Linked DNA regions of Mus musculus: region 2 is linked to region 1. A link is a loop called in an ENCODE intact Hi-C map of the cell type or tissue named here. Cell type or tissue: left cerebral cortex. All regions are shown on one strand.

Region 1 (8,000 bases):
AACAGGTAGGGGCCATCACCCCTCTCCTGGATTATACATTGCCACCCCCACCCCTCCACCCTCTTCTCAGTCTTGGTAAAGGCCTCCCACAGTGTGTCTGATCTCCTCCTCAATAGGGGCCTCCCTGGTCCTGATGCTGGAGGTCTTAACCCTTCCTTCCTCCTCTGCAGGGGGTAGAACGAGTCAAAGCTGTGGCCAAGCGGATTGGCGAGGTTCAGGTGGCCTGTGGCCTGAACCAGACAGTGGAGGAGTTTGTGGGAGAGCTGAATTTTGGGCTGGTAGAGGTTGTGTATGAGTGGGCTAGGGGTATGGTAAGTGCCGGGTTTGGCAGTTGGCTGGTTGGGAGAAGCCATGCAAGACCTGGCACATTTAGTCTTCACTCTGCTCTTCCCATAGCCCTTCTCCGAGTTGGCAGGGCTCTCAGGGACCCCTGAGGGCTTGGTCGTCCGCTGCATCCAGCGTCTGGCTGAGATGTGTCGCTCGCTTCGAGGAGCAGCACGTTTGGTGGGTGAGCCTGTGCTGGGTGCCAAGATGGAGACGGCAGCCACCTTGTTACGGCGGGACATCGTCTTCGCAGCCAGCCTCTACACCCAGTAAAGGATGTGTGGATAGAAATGTAACAATAAGCTGGGTTGTAGTAGCAGCGAAGGGGCAGATAAATCTCTTTGAGTTTGATGCCAACCATGTTTTGAAAAAACTAAAAACAAACAAAAAAAACCCCCTAAAAACCCAAAAATATAAATAAAGAGCAAACCAGAGTGCTTGGAGTATGGTAACTTGGAACAGAGGTGACTCCATTCAGACACAGCAAGAGACCCACTTAGAAACACGCCTTTATTATCTGCACGGAGCCCAGACTTGTCCTCAGTCCTTGGGAGAGGGAGTCTTTGAGAGTGGTGGGAGGTCTTGGGTCATAGTCTCCACATACCATGAGGGCAGGAAGGCATAGGGTGCGTCACGATGGACAGACACAGTGACAGGGCCACCAGGTTCCCAGGAGAAGAGGTGGACAAGCCTGTGGAAGACAGAGGTGTGGGGTGAAGCCAGAGATTGAGCCGGGATCCAGAGGCAGTGCACAAACATGAAGGCCTTACCTGGGATCGTCCTGGACTACTGTGCTCTGGGCAAAGCTAAGGAAGGCAGCACAGAAGTTCATGCACACAGAGGGATTCCAGCCTTCTCGGTCATTCTGGAGGGGGCACAAGAGGCAGAAGACTGGGGGTGGAAAGAGGAAAAGGCAGGTGGCAAAGGGGCACTGGGTCTGAGGACTTGGTACAGGGGGTGGGGAAACAGATGGCCACTCTGACACCTGCCTTACCCTGACATTTTCAAACATCTCCATGGTAGGAAAGGTCTTTAAGGAACAGACGAAACCTTCTGGGTTCCGGAAGCCGGCAACAACATGTGGGACCCCCGGGAGGAACGACTGAGCCCACCATTTCAGCAACTTGTGTCTGACGGGAGAGGCAAAGGGTCAGCAGGACCCTCCACCCCCCCCAACCCCCCCCAACCCCCCCCCAACCCCCCCCCCCGTCAGTCCCGGCCCCGGCCAGAACCTGTAAAAGCTCCTCCACTGGCCAGGGCTGTGCATCTCCTTGGATGTCTTGAGCTCCACGTAGCAGGAGGGAGGCTGTGTGCAAGGAGCCTGGGGGTTCAGGCAGTCTACCTCCCCGGAGAACAGGAGAGGGTGGTTTCCCAGGCGGCTGCGTAGCACAGAGCAGTAGGCCACGTTGGTGTTAACTTCCCCAGAGGGGTCTGGGGAGCCTCCGGGTTTGTCTGCACAAGAAGAGAAGGCAGCAGCAGAGGAAGGGGATCTCGACCTCTGTGGAAGGGGAGAGGGACCGCACGGCTGCGACGACTCTCACCTGCGCACATGTACTGCTCAAATTTGTAGCCCATGTACATGAGCTCCCGGAGGAGGGGTGGCCGTGCAAGCCTCTGGGCCCGAGCAGCCGGGGTCTCCACCTCACTTAGGTACAGTGTCCCTTGGAACCGGGAGGCTGCCAGCTGCCAGCCCTCCTGCCGCTCATACGGCGTGGTCAGCAATTTTGTCAGGTGCCCTCTCCATGTCACCGTGGCCCCTGCCAGCCAGCCGGGACCCCTGGGAGGGAAGAATGCGGGGTTTATGGTCTGACTCGAGTTTTACTTCTGTTGACTCAAAGTCCCCACTAAAGACCATTTGGCTTTCCCAACTTCAGAAGAGAAAGCCGGGTCACCAGGTCAGCTTCTGCGTTGCACCGGGCTCACCCCTCCAGCTGGTTCCGGTGTTCCAGGACCCAGCGCAGCAAATGGTCCAACCTCTCTTGGACTTCCTCGTCCCGGGGCTGGTATCGGTCAGGGTATCCATCTCTGAGGTCAAAGTCCGGGCCTGGGCCGTTGATGGGAGGGGGGCTGTAGTAGCGGAGGGCTCGGGCATCTCCATGGTACTGGCGTTGTGCGTCCAGGGAGAAGCAGCCCAGTTCGGATGGACGCCGGTAGAACGGGAAGGGTCCCGAGTACAGAGAGGGCTGTGTCCGCAGTAAAGGGACTGCCCGGGGGAGTTTGTGCAAAGGCTTTTCCACCTCTGTCTTCTCCGCTTTTCTCTTAGTCCCTCTGGGTTCCATGAGGTCCTGCGAGGAAAGCGTTTCCAGTGGATAAGGAGCGAGTGAGCTTCCAGGTTTGGGCTCTGCGTGTCAGGAGCCGGGCGCCTCGTTCCCACCCACGGACCAACGAACGCGGCGAGCTTGAGGAGTTTGGGGGTTGAAGCTAAGACTTGGTTACCTCAAAGCTCCCCACCCTGACCGACCTCCACCTCCTCGAGGCTACGGCGTCAGGGCCGCACGTCAGAAGCCGGAGAAGGATGCAAACACGGAGTTGCTGTTTCTGATGACGCTCTCATCCGCCCTCAGCGTCGGAGTGGGCGAGGTCCGTCTGCACCGGAGCGGGAACCCAGGCGGGCCACTCGCGCCTCGGCGCGCCCCAGTGAGCGCTCTGGTCGGGAGCCAATCAGCAGCGGTGCGGGCGACGGAAGTGAGGCTGCCTTCGTCATCAAACTCAGACGACCAGCCAGAGGGCCCGTCGTCATTATTCTGTGCCGGAAGACGCGGTCTTCGGGACTCCTTTCCCGGAATCCTGAAATCCGGGTTATGAATCGCAAGAGACGGCTCCTGGCGTCTGAGGCTTTTGGGGTGAAGCGGAGGCGGGCGCCGGGGCCCGTGAGAGCGGATCCTTTAAGAACAAGAGCAGGTAACCATGGCAACCTGGGCGCGGAAAGCCCGAGGGTATCCACCCTTGGAGGAGGGGGGGGAGGAGGAGGAGGAGGAGGAGGACCTAGGGTAGTAACCATGGCAACCCAGGCGCTGGGCAGCGACTCTGAGGGCTGGGGCGTCCGAACCTCCGCGCTGTCTCCACCCTCGCTCTCCACCCGGACCTGACCACGCGCTTGCTCCACCACAGGCTCGGCGCGCGAGGCCATCGAGGAGCTCGTGAAGCTGTTTCCCCGGGGGCTGTTCGAGGATGCGCTGCCGCCCATCGCGCTGAGGAGCCAAGTGTACAGTCTGGTGCCAGACCGGACGGTGGCCGACCTACAACTGGTGAGCACCTTGGAGACCTTTGGCGTGTCCCCCCCCCACCAGCCCCGGCCCTCCGACCCGCAGCCTCGAGGGCACTCGCCAAGTCCCTGTCGCTCAGACACTCAGTCGTCCGTCAGCAGGCGTTAGGCCAAGGCAAATGCAGAGCAAATCCCAGGGGTTTGGAACTGCAGGCAGATGTCACATCTGACAGGTGATGGCTGTTAGAGAAGGTTAGTGAGCGCGGACAAAGGTGTACTGAAGGTCACCGGTGAGAGAGATTGACTGAAGGAGAGAGATGAGTCTAGTGTTAATTCCCAGATTTCCCAAGTGATCAGTTAGTGATTAGGGGATTGACTAGAGGAGGGAGGCACCGAGTAGCTGCTTGCCTGATGTGCGTACACTGAGTTGCAGATTATAGATGTATGAGACAGTGGGCTATGACGCTGCAGATCATTCTAGGCTGTGGTGCACAAGGCATAGGGGCTAAATGAGATACTTAGGGAGACTAGAGGAGTGATGTAACCTCGTGGCCAAGTTTAGAAGGCGATTGAAAGCCAGGGCCATGTCTCTTCACACAAAAAAAATCCACAGTGGGCAGATTTCAGTCTCTGTTTTATAGGAACTCTCAGACCTCTGCCTGAGTTGAAGGTCAGAACACTGTGAACGGCTCTCTGCTGCTACATACCTCTCTGGGCTCCTTTTAACTAGGGCAGTTCCTCCTTAGAGGCTGTCACAGATCCTTCTTGCTTAGCTTTGTCCTTATATTGTTACAGAGTTTCTGACCTTGATTCCTGCAGGTGACTTCTGACCTCCTCCTCAGGCCATGGCCCCTGTGCTTCCTTTTCTATAACTGTTTTTTTTTTTTTCTTTAAACAAAAAGCTTTCAGAGTTGCACAAGTTTTGTTTTAAGACAAGGTCTTAATTTGTAGCCCAGACTGCCTTAAACTTGATATTCTCCTGCTTTCATCTCCCTAATGCTGGGGTTTACAGTAGTCAGAAGGTTAACTAGAGGGAGTCTCTTCTTTCTTTGGAGAGGGGAGGATTGAACTTGGGTCAGCAGACTTGACAGCAGAGTCACCTCCTCAGCCCTGTCACCAGCTCTAAGAAATTTCTCTTGTCCTCTCTCATTGCTTTCTTCTGGCACTGAAATTACATAGACATCTTCTCTTTGAACCCCTTCAGACACTTCCATGTTCAATAGTTTTGGGCTTTCTTTTATAATTGTACTGTTTAGTTTCATCTTAGATTAATAATCTGTTCAGAAAGCTTAATTTCATTTGCTTGTGGCTATGTGCTTGTGAGCATGGGTGTGTGTACATGTGGGTTTGCACTCTCAGATGCCAGAAGATGGCACTTGATCCCTGGAGCTGGGGAGGTACAAGTTACAGGTGGTTGTGAGCCACCAGATGTGGGAGCTAGGAACTGAATGTGGGAGCTCTGCAAGAGCAGGAATTACTCTGCCACCGAGCATTGCTCCCACCCCAGATCGATAGTCTTTTATTCAGCTGTACTAAAGTATTTCACACTCATTGAAGTCTTAGTTTATTGTCTTCATTTCTCAGTTTTAAATTCTCTACTGGGACTTTTTTTTTTTTTTTTCTTTTTATGGGTCTTATTATGCAGCACTAGATGACCTGGAACTCAGTCTGTAGACCAGGCTACCCTTGAACTCATAGAGACCCACCTACCTCTGCCTCCTGAGCGCTGAGATTAAAGCTATGCACCACGGTGACTGACTGGGACATATTTAAGCCTATATCTTTTTTATGATTATTTTAAATTTGATTATTATTTTTGGCCATGTGTACTGCCATATGGCTTTAATCCCATTGCTCTAGAGGTAAAGGCAGACAGATCTCTGTGAGCTTAAGGCCAGCTTGGGCTACCTATTAATGTTCTATTTCCAAATTATATGTGTGCATGTGCAAGTTCATGTGTACATGCCACCATGTGTGTGTAGAAGTCAGAGGGTATTGTGTGGTTGAATTCCCTCCTCCCATCACGTGGATCTCAGGGGCTGACTCAAGCCCTGGGGCTCAGCAGCAGGCCACCTGACCCACTGAAACATCCCACCAGCCCTAAGCCTGCTATGTCTTTTTAGAATTTCCTACCAGTAGTTTCTCATCTTGTTTTTTTTTTTAACACGTCAGCATTAGCAGCATTATTTTAAGTCGTTTGAACTTCATGTAGTCGTACATCTTGCTAAGGTGTAGTGGGAGAGCTTACAGCGTGGAGTGACCAGTTATGAATCAGTGTCTTTACCATCATTTATCATTTACCCATGTCAAGAACCTTAAAACACCTCTTCGTTGTTTCTAAAATGCCTAATAAATAAATTGTTATTAGCCAGGCATTGCGTCTCAGATAGGTAACTCTGGGACTCAGAAGGCTGAGGCCGAGGGATCCTACTAGTTAGAGGCTGGTGTGGGAGACAGAGGAACCCTGTCTCAAAAAGCTAAATAAAACAGTCCAAAGTGTTGTGATGTGTCCACACCCTCTGCTCTTCCCTGGGGAGGAGTTTTTTCCTCCTGGTGGCTGTCCTGGTGGGATTAAAGGTGCAGCCCGGGCTGCATGTCTTCTGAGCTTTACTTCCTGTGAGCCCTTTATTTTTGGCCATGTGCTGGGCAGATTTGCTCAGATCAGCAAATGCCCCCTCCCTGTTTCCCTTCTCCCAGAGTCTTTGCTTGCTTTAATATATCTGTCTGGTAGTTCTTGTGATCCTGTGAGCTTTTCAGTGTTATTGTTTTGAACCAGGGCCTCTTCATTTTGTATCTCTGGCTGCCCTGGAATTTCACTCTGTAGACCAAACTGCCCTTGAACTCAGAGATCTGCTTGCCTCTGTCTGTCTCCTGAGTGCTGGAATTAAAGGTGGAAGCCAGCATGCCCGCTACTTAAACAATTAAAAACTTTTAAAAGACCCATTGTTTCTGTGTATGGATGTTCTGCTTACATGTGTGTCCGCACACCACATGCGTGCCCTGTGCCTCTAGAGGTCAGAACAGGGTCAGATCTCCTGAAACTGGAGTTACAGACAGTTGTGAGCTGTCACGTTGTTGCCAGGAATCGAACCAGCATCCTCTGGAAGAGCAGCCAGTCTCTTAACTGCTAAGCCATCTCTCTAATCCCTTAAAAAGATTTTTTTTCCAGACAGATATGTGTTTTATGTGTGTGTGAGCATGTAGACATGCCACAGCGCGTGTTTGTCCCGGGGCCTGAGCTGAGGTCGAAAGATTGGTGAGGTGTCTTTATCCACTCTGGCTTCTGTTGTGTTGCTGCCCACAGAAGTCCTGGATGGTTTGTTTATTTGGGTTTGTTGTTTTTGTTTACTTCTTGTTTGCTTGCCTGGCATTTAGGCAGGATCTCATAGCCTAGGCTGGCCACAGACTCACAAGTTCTGCCTTCCCCTATCCAGTACGGAGTACAGGCATGTGCCATCATGGCCAGCTCCATTTTTATTTAAGTATTTTATCCAGTGCTTCTCACACACCTCCACCCAACATCTAGACTGATGAGTCTTCGGGGGTAGGATCTGTCTTTATCACTATTTGTCTTGTCCTTTTGAAACAAGCTCTCGATGTGTAGCTCTGGCTAGACAGTAGACCACACCAGGCTACTTCTGCCTCACAAGTGCAGTGATTAAAGGCACGACCTGCATCACTGTTTAATTGTAGTGACTGATAAGTCTGATGTTAGAAAATATGTATATTGATTATTAGCAGCTCATAAGGTGAGTAGGTGACTGGTTGGAAGCAGCTGCTTGATGGTCACCTGAGTGTCTTCGTGGTAAATGTCCTAATCCTCCCTCCCCATCCCCCCTCCCCGAAATCAGACTCTCTGCCCCAGAGCTCAGAACATGGCTGCTTGTCTTACCCTGTCTTTCTCTTTCCCCTCTCATCTCTGTGGAGACAGAAGGAGCTTCAAGAGCTGGGAGAGATCCGAATTATCCAGCTAGGCTTTGACTTGGATGCTCATGGGATTGTCTTCACGGAAGACTACAGGACCCGGGTCTGTGAGAGAGGAGGGAGGGGTGGGGGTGGGGAGTACACCAGTGTGGTGGTCTCAGGAGGGAAGCTGGGCATAGAAATAACTGACATTATGTCTAACCCACATAACCCATAGAGGGCACAGAGTTCTGGTAATTAGTAAGATGGGGAGGAAGGAAGGAAGAGTGGGAGAGGGAAGAAGGAAGCAGGGAAAAAGGGCAGTAGAAGGACCCAGGATTGGGGGTGGGGTCAGAGATAGAGAGCCATGGTGGGGGATGGGCTCATGCTGGTTACCGACATCAACTCTGGTTCTAGGTCCTCAAGGCCTGTGATGGCCGACCATGTGCTGGGGCGGTGCAGAAGTTCCTGGCCTCAGTGCTCCCAGCCTGTGGGGACCTCAGTTTCCAGCAGGATCAGATGACACAGACTTATGGCTTCAGGGACCCGGAGATCACGTGAGATGTGG
Region 2 (8,000 bases), 150 kb before region 1:
CAAGGCTATACAGAGAAACACTGTCTCAAAAAACAAAAATAATCTCCATGCTAACAGCAAAGGTTTAAAGAAAGAGGCTTCTATCACTTGGCAACAAGCCAAGAAAATGATACAATGTCCCATTTGTTCTTGGAAAACCAAACTCCAAATTCCAAAGGGAACCCCCCCCCCAAAGAAATTTGGCAAATGAGTATGTTTCATTTTTCCAGAGTTTAAAAAATTAGAGTATATGTTCCAGACCATAGACACATATTCGGGATTTCAATAGGTGATTGCTTTAAGTCTAAAAAGGCTGATTCTGTAGTTATACACACTTTGTGTGTTTTCAGATCAAAAAGACCAGACAAGTAGCCCTGGTGATCCAGCTTCACAGCCTCAGGAATTATTTCCTCAAAAATCTGTATCCAGGACAACTTCAACATGCCTTGCTAAGATGCTCCAGTCCCACAGGCTGTTCCAGCCAGGACTTCAATTAAGCCTTGCTCTTTCCCATCACAAGGACTGGACCACAAATGATACAACTAGCTAGCTCTCCCAGGACTTGACCAATATCTCAATTTTCTTAAGGTCCTCAAAAAATGCTGTTGCCCTCAGGAAGTATTTTAAGAGAACAATGCCGCCATTCCTAAGAGGTGGGATGGGTGGGTTTTGCTCATTTGCTGGGTGATGGATATTTGTCATTGTTTAAGGGGGATGGGTCACACGCTGTTAATGGTCTTAGTCAACCAGGAAACCCAGTAAAATTAGATTCAGGGATCTCTTTCTTTCCTCCTTTCTCTCCTATCTAGTATTAGTGGGAAGGGAGAGGAGAGGTGGTGAAAAGAAAAAGGGGAATATAGAGATGATAGGATAAAAGGGTAGATTATTGAATCTACTTCTCTTTTTTTTTTTTTTAAGATTTATTATAATATGTAAGTACACTGTAGCTGTCTTCAAACACACCAGAAGAGGTCATTAGATCTCATTACAGATGGTTGTGAGCCACCATGTGGTTGCTGGGATTTGAACTCAGAACCTCTGGAAGAGTACTCAGTGCTCTTAACCACTGAGCCATCTCTCCAACCCAAATCTACTTTTATATTAATGAACATCAATAAGCCAAATATTTTCCCATGAGTATATTTTTGTATACTGATATGCATTCAAGATTATATTTTTGTTTTATCATATTGTATATGTTTCAACTAGTTTAGAGTATTGCACCACAGCAACTCATTTAAAAATCTAAAGTTCTAAAATCCTTAAATGATACTATATTACAAACTGTTTAGGATAATTAAGAAATGCAAGTTAGTAATTAATCAAATTGTGGTCATGGCAGATATTAGTTTAGCTAATTACAGAAATAAGAGTTATTTAGCCTTCTGTAGATGTTTTCAAAGTTAAGTAGATAGTAAATAGCTAGAAACAAGCAATGTTTGCCTATTCAGATATGCTATATATAGTCTTGAGATCTAGATTATGGTATTTAAGATTTTGGGGGGGGGGGGCGTTTCGAGACAGGGTTTTTCTGTATAGCCCTGGCTGTCCTGGAACTCACTTTGTAGACCAGGCTGGCCTCGAACTCAGAAATCTGCCTGCCTCTGCCTCCTGAGTGCTGGGATTAAAGGCGTGTGCCACCACGCCCCGCTCTTAAGATGTTTTAATAACATAAGGCTTTTCATGCCAGAGCTCCTGCCAGCACCCCAATACTACCTCTAAGAAGATGGTGGTTGGGGCTAGAGAGATGGCTCAGCGGTTAAGAGCACTGACTGCTCTTCTGAAGGTCCTGAGTTCAAATTCCAGCAAGAAGACAGCTAGTGTACTCACATATAATAATCTTAAAAAAAAAAAAGTTTAAGAAGATGGTGGACACTGAAGAACCTCTAATTGGGAGTTTGCTTCTAAAGTGGCTGAAGTAGAAACTTCTAGTTTCTTTGGAAAGTCGATTATGTCAAATGATGTTTTCCTGGGGCACACAGGTGAAAGAATGTCTTGCTATAGCAGACACATAAAAGAGCGCATGATAAACGAGTGTAAATATTACCCTACAAACGGGGAGCATGAGAACTGGTTTGGTTTGCTCTGCCTTGCTATTCTTTGCTAATGACACCTGTGACCTGGTTCACCTTGCATAGCGTTGTTGAGCTCCACTTGCAGTAATGCTGCCATTGAGAGAAACTCACCCAAGAACTGCTCGTGAGGTTCCTGTAGCTTTTTGCTGCTTCAGTGGCTCAACGTCTTCTGGCAAGCCGGGTGGCTTCTTCAGGATTGAACTACAACTGCTAGTTCATGCTAGCTAAGAGGACTGGACTACAGCTGCTGGTTTATGTGTGGGGTCTGCCTGTCCGAAAGAACCATCTGCAGCTGCAGTTTCATATTTGGTATTTGCTACAGGACTGAACTGCTGATAAAGATTGAGCTCACCTATTGCTAAACCAATCTACTTCCCCCACATCCTAAGAGCTTTCTCTTCCATTACCTTTGGTGGGTGGTGGGCTGGAGGAAAGGCTGGATGTTTAAGAGTTGGCACTGGCACCTTAATTTACCCGACTACAAGCTTTAGGGCAGAAGTACATCATGCTGGTAAATCAGGTTGGAATCTTGGTTGGAGATGGGAGGAGGAGGAATGTAGGGTGCTGGAGTGTCAGTGAATTCAACATCCTTTCTCAACTCCCTGCCCAAAGCAGACGACAAACCAGGAATTCAGCTTGCATCATAAGTTTTATTCCCGATGCGGGACAGATCTTTCCATCCCTCAAATGTATTACATGTCGCCACGGAAGGGCTTAGGATGCTGCTCCCATCTCCAGGAAAGATGAGAAAAAGGTACAGACTGGGAGCCAGTCCAGGACCATTCTGCAGTTCCTGGCTCTCTTACCCTCCCTTCTCAGCAGAGGAATTATCTCTCATCCATTCAGTTAAAAAGAAAAAAAAAAAATCATTAACAAAACAAAACACACCTTAAGTATTGGGCAGGGGTGTTCTTGTCCTCAGTAGGACGTCAAGTTCTGGGTCACCAATGGGGAAGTGAGGGGGAGGGGGGAGGTGCCATCACTGCTTCTGCTGAAGGGCTTCCTTCCTTGCTGCATCCTGTAGCAGTTGTGTGTCCACCTCATCTGCTGGCAGCTGCACATAGCGGACGACTGAGCCCCTGATGAAGCAGTTCTTGACTGATAACTGGAGACAAATATGAAAGCACCTCCATTAAAAGTGTGTCCTCCGGCCACCCAGGGGCCTTTTGCTTTAAAGGTTTCCTCCTCCTCCCCCTCCCCAGCCCCAACTTACCATGTGAGGGTATTTCTCAGGGTCTGTGACACTGATGTCGGTTAGTTTGATATTGAGGTACTAAGAAAGAGGAACATCGTCATTAACCCTAGAGACAAGATACAACAACCCACCCTCACTGGCTGCTTTCCTTCCCCAAGAACAAACTGACCCTTATTGTATATCTCACCTGGTCCACAGAGTGGAGGGTTCCACAGATGCTGTCAAGGGCAAAGAGGGAAGAAGCATTGGTTTATGCTGAAATCAGCGTGGAGGGAAAAATCAAAACTAGAACGACAAGTCGGGGAGGAACTTAAGGACCTGAGGCCTGCAGGCAGCATCTGTGAGTTCTGAGGTAGAAACGAAAATGCATCCCAGACTCAGTCTTTGCTCACACCAATGCATCAGAAGCTAATATTTAACTACTGCAGGCCAGGCTTGCATTCCATTTACTACTTGTATTTCCCTTTAAAGACAGGATCTCACTGCGCCCAGGCTGGCCTCAAACTATGGCAATCCTCCTACCTCCACTTGTGGAACTACAGCTGGGACCCACTATTCATGATCATTCCCCACTGGGTTTCTCTGTGAGGACCTAGAACTAGCTATGTAGATAAGGCTGGCCTCAAACTCACACCTGTTTCTGCCTCTACCTCCTGAGTGCTGGATTAAAGGTTTAAGGGATGCACTGCTATCAACACCACTTAGCTAATCATCTTTCAAAGTATTATCATCCTCCAGGATATGAGAGAGGTCATGGAAGGTAACAAAACTTACAACCAATAAACTGAAGGTCAGCCCAGATCTGCATGACTCCCAGAAGCATCAACTATTATTTTTAAAATATTGATTTTTATTATTTGTGTGTATGTGCATGTAGTTACCCACAGAGACCAGAAGAGGGCATCAGATCACTTGCAGCCAGAGTTCTAGGTAGGTGTGAATCACCTAATGTAGTTGCTGGAAACTGAACTCTTATTTTTCAGGGAGAGCAACAAGTTTTGTTTTGTTTTAAAGATTTATTTATTATTATATCTAAGTACACTGTAGCTGTCTTCAGACACTACAGAAGAGGGCGTCTGATGTCCGCTCTCTTTACAGATGGTTGTGAGCTACCATGTGGTTGCTGGGATTTGAACTCAGGACCTTCGGAAGAGCAGTCAGTGCTCTTAAAATCTCTGAGCCATTTCTCCAGCCCCCAGCAAGCTCTTTTTAAAGCACTGAGCAATCTCTGCAGCTTCCCTAACTGTTATTTGTAAACATTTACTGCTTTGGAGTCACAGACCTATGTACACATACTGGTAGCTGGAATTACTCTTTATTATTTTTGCTACACTCTTTTTTTTCTCGTATGAGTTTTTTGTTTGTTTGTTTGGTTTTTTTTTGTTTTTGTTTTTTTTCGAGACAGGGTTTCTCTGTGTAGCCCGAGTGCTGGGATTAATGGCCTGCGCCACCACACCCGGCTTCTTCTTCTTTTTTAAAAAATTGGATATTTTCTTTATTTACATTTCAAATGTTATCCCCCCCAACTTATCTTTAATAATGAAGATACAAGTCAAGTCTTCTCAGTTCTCCAGCCCTCTAGCCCCTAAGCAAGGTTATCAAGGCCAGTGCTCCCATACCACCTTACATGCCCCACCTTATATTATATTTACCCTCTGTGTAACCAACTTTAACCACCTCAGATCCTGAGTTTTACTTCCTCACTCTCTACATCCTATGAATCCCCACAGCTCTGTAGACCATTCGTGTGATTTGACTTTTAGACTATGAAAGGTCTTAGTCTGCACCTCAGTCTGGGCCAGCTTCTAACTTGGCCACACTGGTCAGAACCATCCTGCTGGTCAACCACTGATGTGTGTTCAAAGGTTTCAAGAGTCTACAAATAAAGTTATTTTGCTGGGCGGTGGTGGCACACGCCTTTAATCCCAGCACTCGGGAGACAGAGGCAGGCGGATTTCTGAGTTCGAGGCCAGCCTGGTCTACAGAGTGAGTTCCAAGACAGCCAGGGCTATACAGAAAAACCCTGTCTGGAAAAAAAAAAAAAAGTTATTTTAAAGAGAAACATGAGGGCTGCATATGAAGTTCACTTGTTGAGCATGCCCAGTACATGAAAGAAAACAAAAGCAAACAAAACCCGGCTTCAATGAAACTATAATTTTCGAAGCACTATTAGGAACCAAGTAGACCTTAACGGATGTGACAAGAACCCATAAACATATTTCCAGTGGTACAGCATTTAAGCATTTACCCCAACTCCTGAATCGTTAAGAGCAAATGATACAGCCAGGCAAATCCTAGCACTCAGGAGACAGAGGCATGTGGATCTGTGTGTTCCAGGACAGCCAGGACTACACATACATGTTACTTAACTGTATCTCACTGTGTAACTCCGGATGGCCCTGGACATATGTAGACCAAGCTGTCCTTGAACTCACACCTCTGCGTTCAGTGTTGGGATTACAAGCATGTGTCACAATACCAGGCTCACTCTTAAACTAATCTTTTACACTTAAGACGAAAGGTATTTCTTCTGTGTTTTGCCTACCTACTCTGAAGTAACTTTGTCAACAACAACGACAAAAAGGATCAGGACACCCGGCACCCCCACCTTCCACCAACTCGCTAAAATAAGGACCTACCTCAGGTCATTCTTGAGTTCCACGACTACATCCTTGCCCACAAGAGACTTGAAAAAGGAGTAGAAGAGCTATTGGAAAAGAGGGAGGAACTATCACATGAAAAGGGACGGGGAGGAGGAGCCCGTGACAGTATTTTGAAATACTAGTCTTTGTAGCCCCTCCTAGTAGTTCTCAAAACTTCATAACCAACAACAATCCGTTAAACGGGACTCTGCAGTTCACGGAGCCACGGAGTGACAGGACCTGCGTTGCACCCCTCGACGCTAGAACCCACTCTCTGAGTCGACCACCTCCCAGCTGAGACCGCTTCCCAACCGCACCCTCACAAAGTCCTCGTCAACAGCACAGAAGTGCAAGGCTCGCTTCCCGTTCTCCCCCGGCGCCCGTGGGCTTTCTCTTGGACTTGCTAAAGGTTTCCCCCAAAACACCATCGGCTCCGAGCAGCCTCCTCACACTGGGGTGTGGGCAGTAAGGCTGTACGGAAAACCCTGGGGCCTGGCTGCCGCCCCAAGCGACCGACACGAGTGCCCGCACCCACGCCCGCACGGTTCGAACCGCCCGCCGCGAGCGGCGGCGCTCCCTTTTGACGTCACGGTACCCACCATGGTGCTGGCGCCACGCGGGGCGGCCTGGACCGCGAAGGAAGGCGCCGGGGACTGCGAGCCGGAGGCAGGGCGGGAGCCGGAGCGCGAGCCCGCGCGTGAAGCAAGACTGGATCACGCAGGCGCACGGGGAGCCGCGAAAACCTCGGCTGAATTCAGGCTCAAAGGGAGCGGGGTAGGGCAGAGCCGAGAGGACCGCCAAACCGGTAGAGGGGCGGAACTTCCTGTCCCCCCCACTTCCTCCCGAGCAGCCGCTTTCTCACAAGCGCATGCGTGGGCCGTGGCAGCTGCGCGTTGGACGTAGTTCGTCTCTTTTTCTGATGGTTGTTGAGACTTTTCTCTCTGCCGCGTGATTAGCTCGTAGTCTACGTTTTCTATGGGGAATTATTGGGAAGATTGAGAAAATTATGACTTGCGTATTCTTTAGTAAAATTTAAAATGTTGCTAAGAGCTGGACAGCGTTCGTGCCCAACTGGAATCCTGGAGTTGAGACGGGAGGATTCTGGTTTAGAGGTCAACTAAAGCTATTATAGCAAGACCCTGTGTCAGAGAATAAAATATACACCAATACACACTGGTTATGGTGTGTGTGAGTGTGAGAGAGAAACCGGAACACAAATCCTGATTCTTATCAAAGGTTCCCAGTAAGTAAGTTTCTCTCAATTTCAGTCTTTTGGGGTGCAAAGTTGACCCAGAGCGGACACATTCTAAGCAAAGCAAATGAACAACATCCCAGCTCTAATGTTATATATATATATATAATTTGGCATAGGACTCGTCTGTAAAGGACTAAACTGACTGGAACTCAGTGACAGAAATATTTTACTTTATCTTAGCTTTTTTTGTGTGTGTTTGACAGTTTTTGCCTGTATGTTATGTCTGTACTACATGAGTTCCTGGTAGAAGAGAGGGCTTCAAATGCCCTGGGCCTGGAGTTACAATGGTGAGCCTCCTTGTGGGTGCTGGCAATCAAATCTGGGTGTTCTGGAAGAGCAACAGATGCTTGTAACTGCTGATCCATCCCTGCATTACTGAAATATTTTCAACTAGATCACCGACAGATACTACTTTGGATGTTCTGGGAACAGCATTACCAGGCTTGTAACATGCTGGTTGTGAAGGAGTTCACAAGAGCTGACTGATTTAAAAAAAAAACAAAAAACTAGAAAAGCCTCAGTAGGCAAGTTCCAGAGAAGAAAGAGATGGTCTGAGATGAAAGGGCTTTGTTGTTATTTCGATTGACTTGTTTTATGTAAGTATGCTGTGGCTTTCTTCAGACATCCAGAAGAGGGCATCAGATCCCACTACAGATGATTGTGAGCCACTCTGTGCTTGCTGGAAATTGAACTTAGGACCTCTGGAAGAGCAGTCAGTGCTCTTAACTGCTGAGCCATCTCTCCAGCCCTATTGTTTTTTTTTTTTTAAATAATTACATTAAGTGGGAAGTTGCTAGGTTGTATCTTCTGTGGATATCATGTCTGGATAAATAGGGAAACACTTTCTATTCTGT

Evidence for each region. Peaks named below come from ENCODE experiments on the same cell type or tissue, not always from the same donor. Only the 100,000 strongest peaks of a DNase experiment are listed, where the experiment ranks them.
Region 2: a loop joins it to region 1, with 2.9 times the contacts of the local background. A loop is called at or near these places in 3 of 42 quality-filtered maps.

Annotation. Positions count from the first base shown.
Region 1 is chr17:34,832,002-34,840,001 of GRCm38, reverse strand. Stk19 (serine/threonine kinase 19) reads left to right here and starts at 3,099. Exons shown (of 7, transcript NM_019442.3): 1 at 3,099-3,225; 2 at 3,436-3,572; 3 at 7,461-7,556; 4 at 7,850-7,989. The coding sequence starts at 3,126. Dxo (decapping exoribonuclease) reads right to left here and starts at 2,983. Exons shown (of 7, transcript NM_001163770.1): 1 at 2,786-2,983; 2 at 2,248-2,609; 3 at 1,866-2,101; 4 at 1,557-1,776; 5 at 1,319-1,454; 6 at 1,095-1,189; 7 at 816-1,015. The coding sequence starts at 2,603. The coding sequence ends at 865. It overlaps Skiv2l (superkiller viralicidic activity 2-like (S. cerevisiae)), which reads left to right. Exons shown (of 28, transcript NM_021337.2): 26 at 1-5; 27 at 171-311; 28 at 397-776. The coding sequence ends at 597. In left cerebral cortex, no CTCF peak of the experiment used is centred here; DNase peaks (open chromatin) are centred at 2,127, 2,399, 3,050 and 3,964; H3K4me3 peaks cover 2,811 bases; H3K27ac peaks cover 2,017 bases.
Region 2 is chr17:34,980,576-34,988,575 of GRCm38, reverse strand. Lsm2 (LSM2 homolog, U6 small nuclear RNA and mRNA degradation associated) reads right to left here and starts at 6,722. Exons shown (of 5, transcript NM_001110101.2): 1 at 6,491-6,722; 2 at 5,889-5,956; 3 at 3,437-3,467; 4 at 3,268-3,327; 5 at 2,685-3,159. The coding sequence starts at 6,493. The coding sequence ends at 3,034. In left cerebral cortex, CTCF peaks have their summits at 4,135 (motif pointing right), 6,437 and 7,777 (motif pointing right); DNase peaks (open chromatin) are centred at 4,147, 6,667 and 7,763; H3K4me3 peaks cover 1,863 bases; H3K27ac peaks cover 1,566 bases.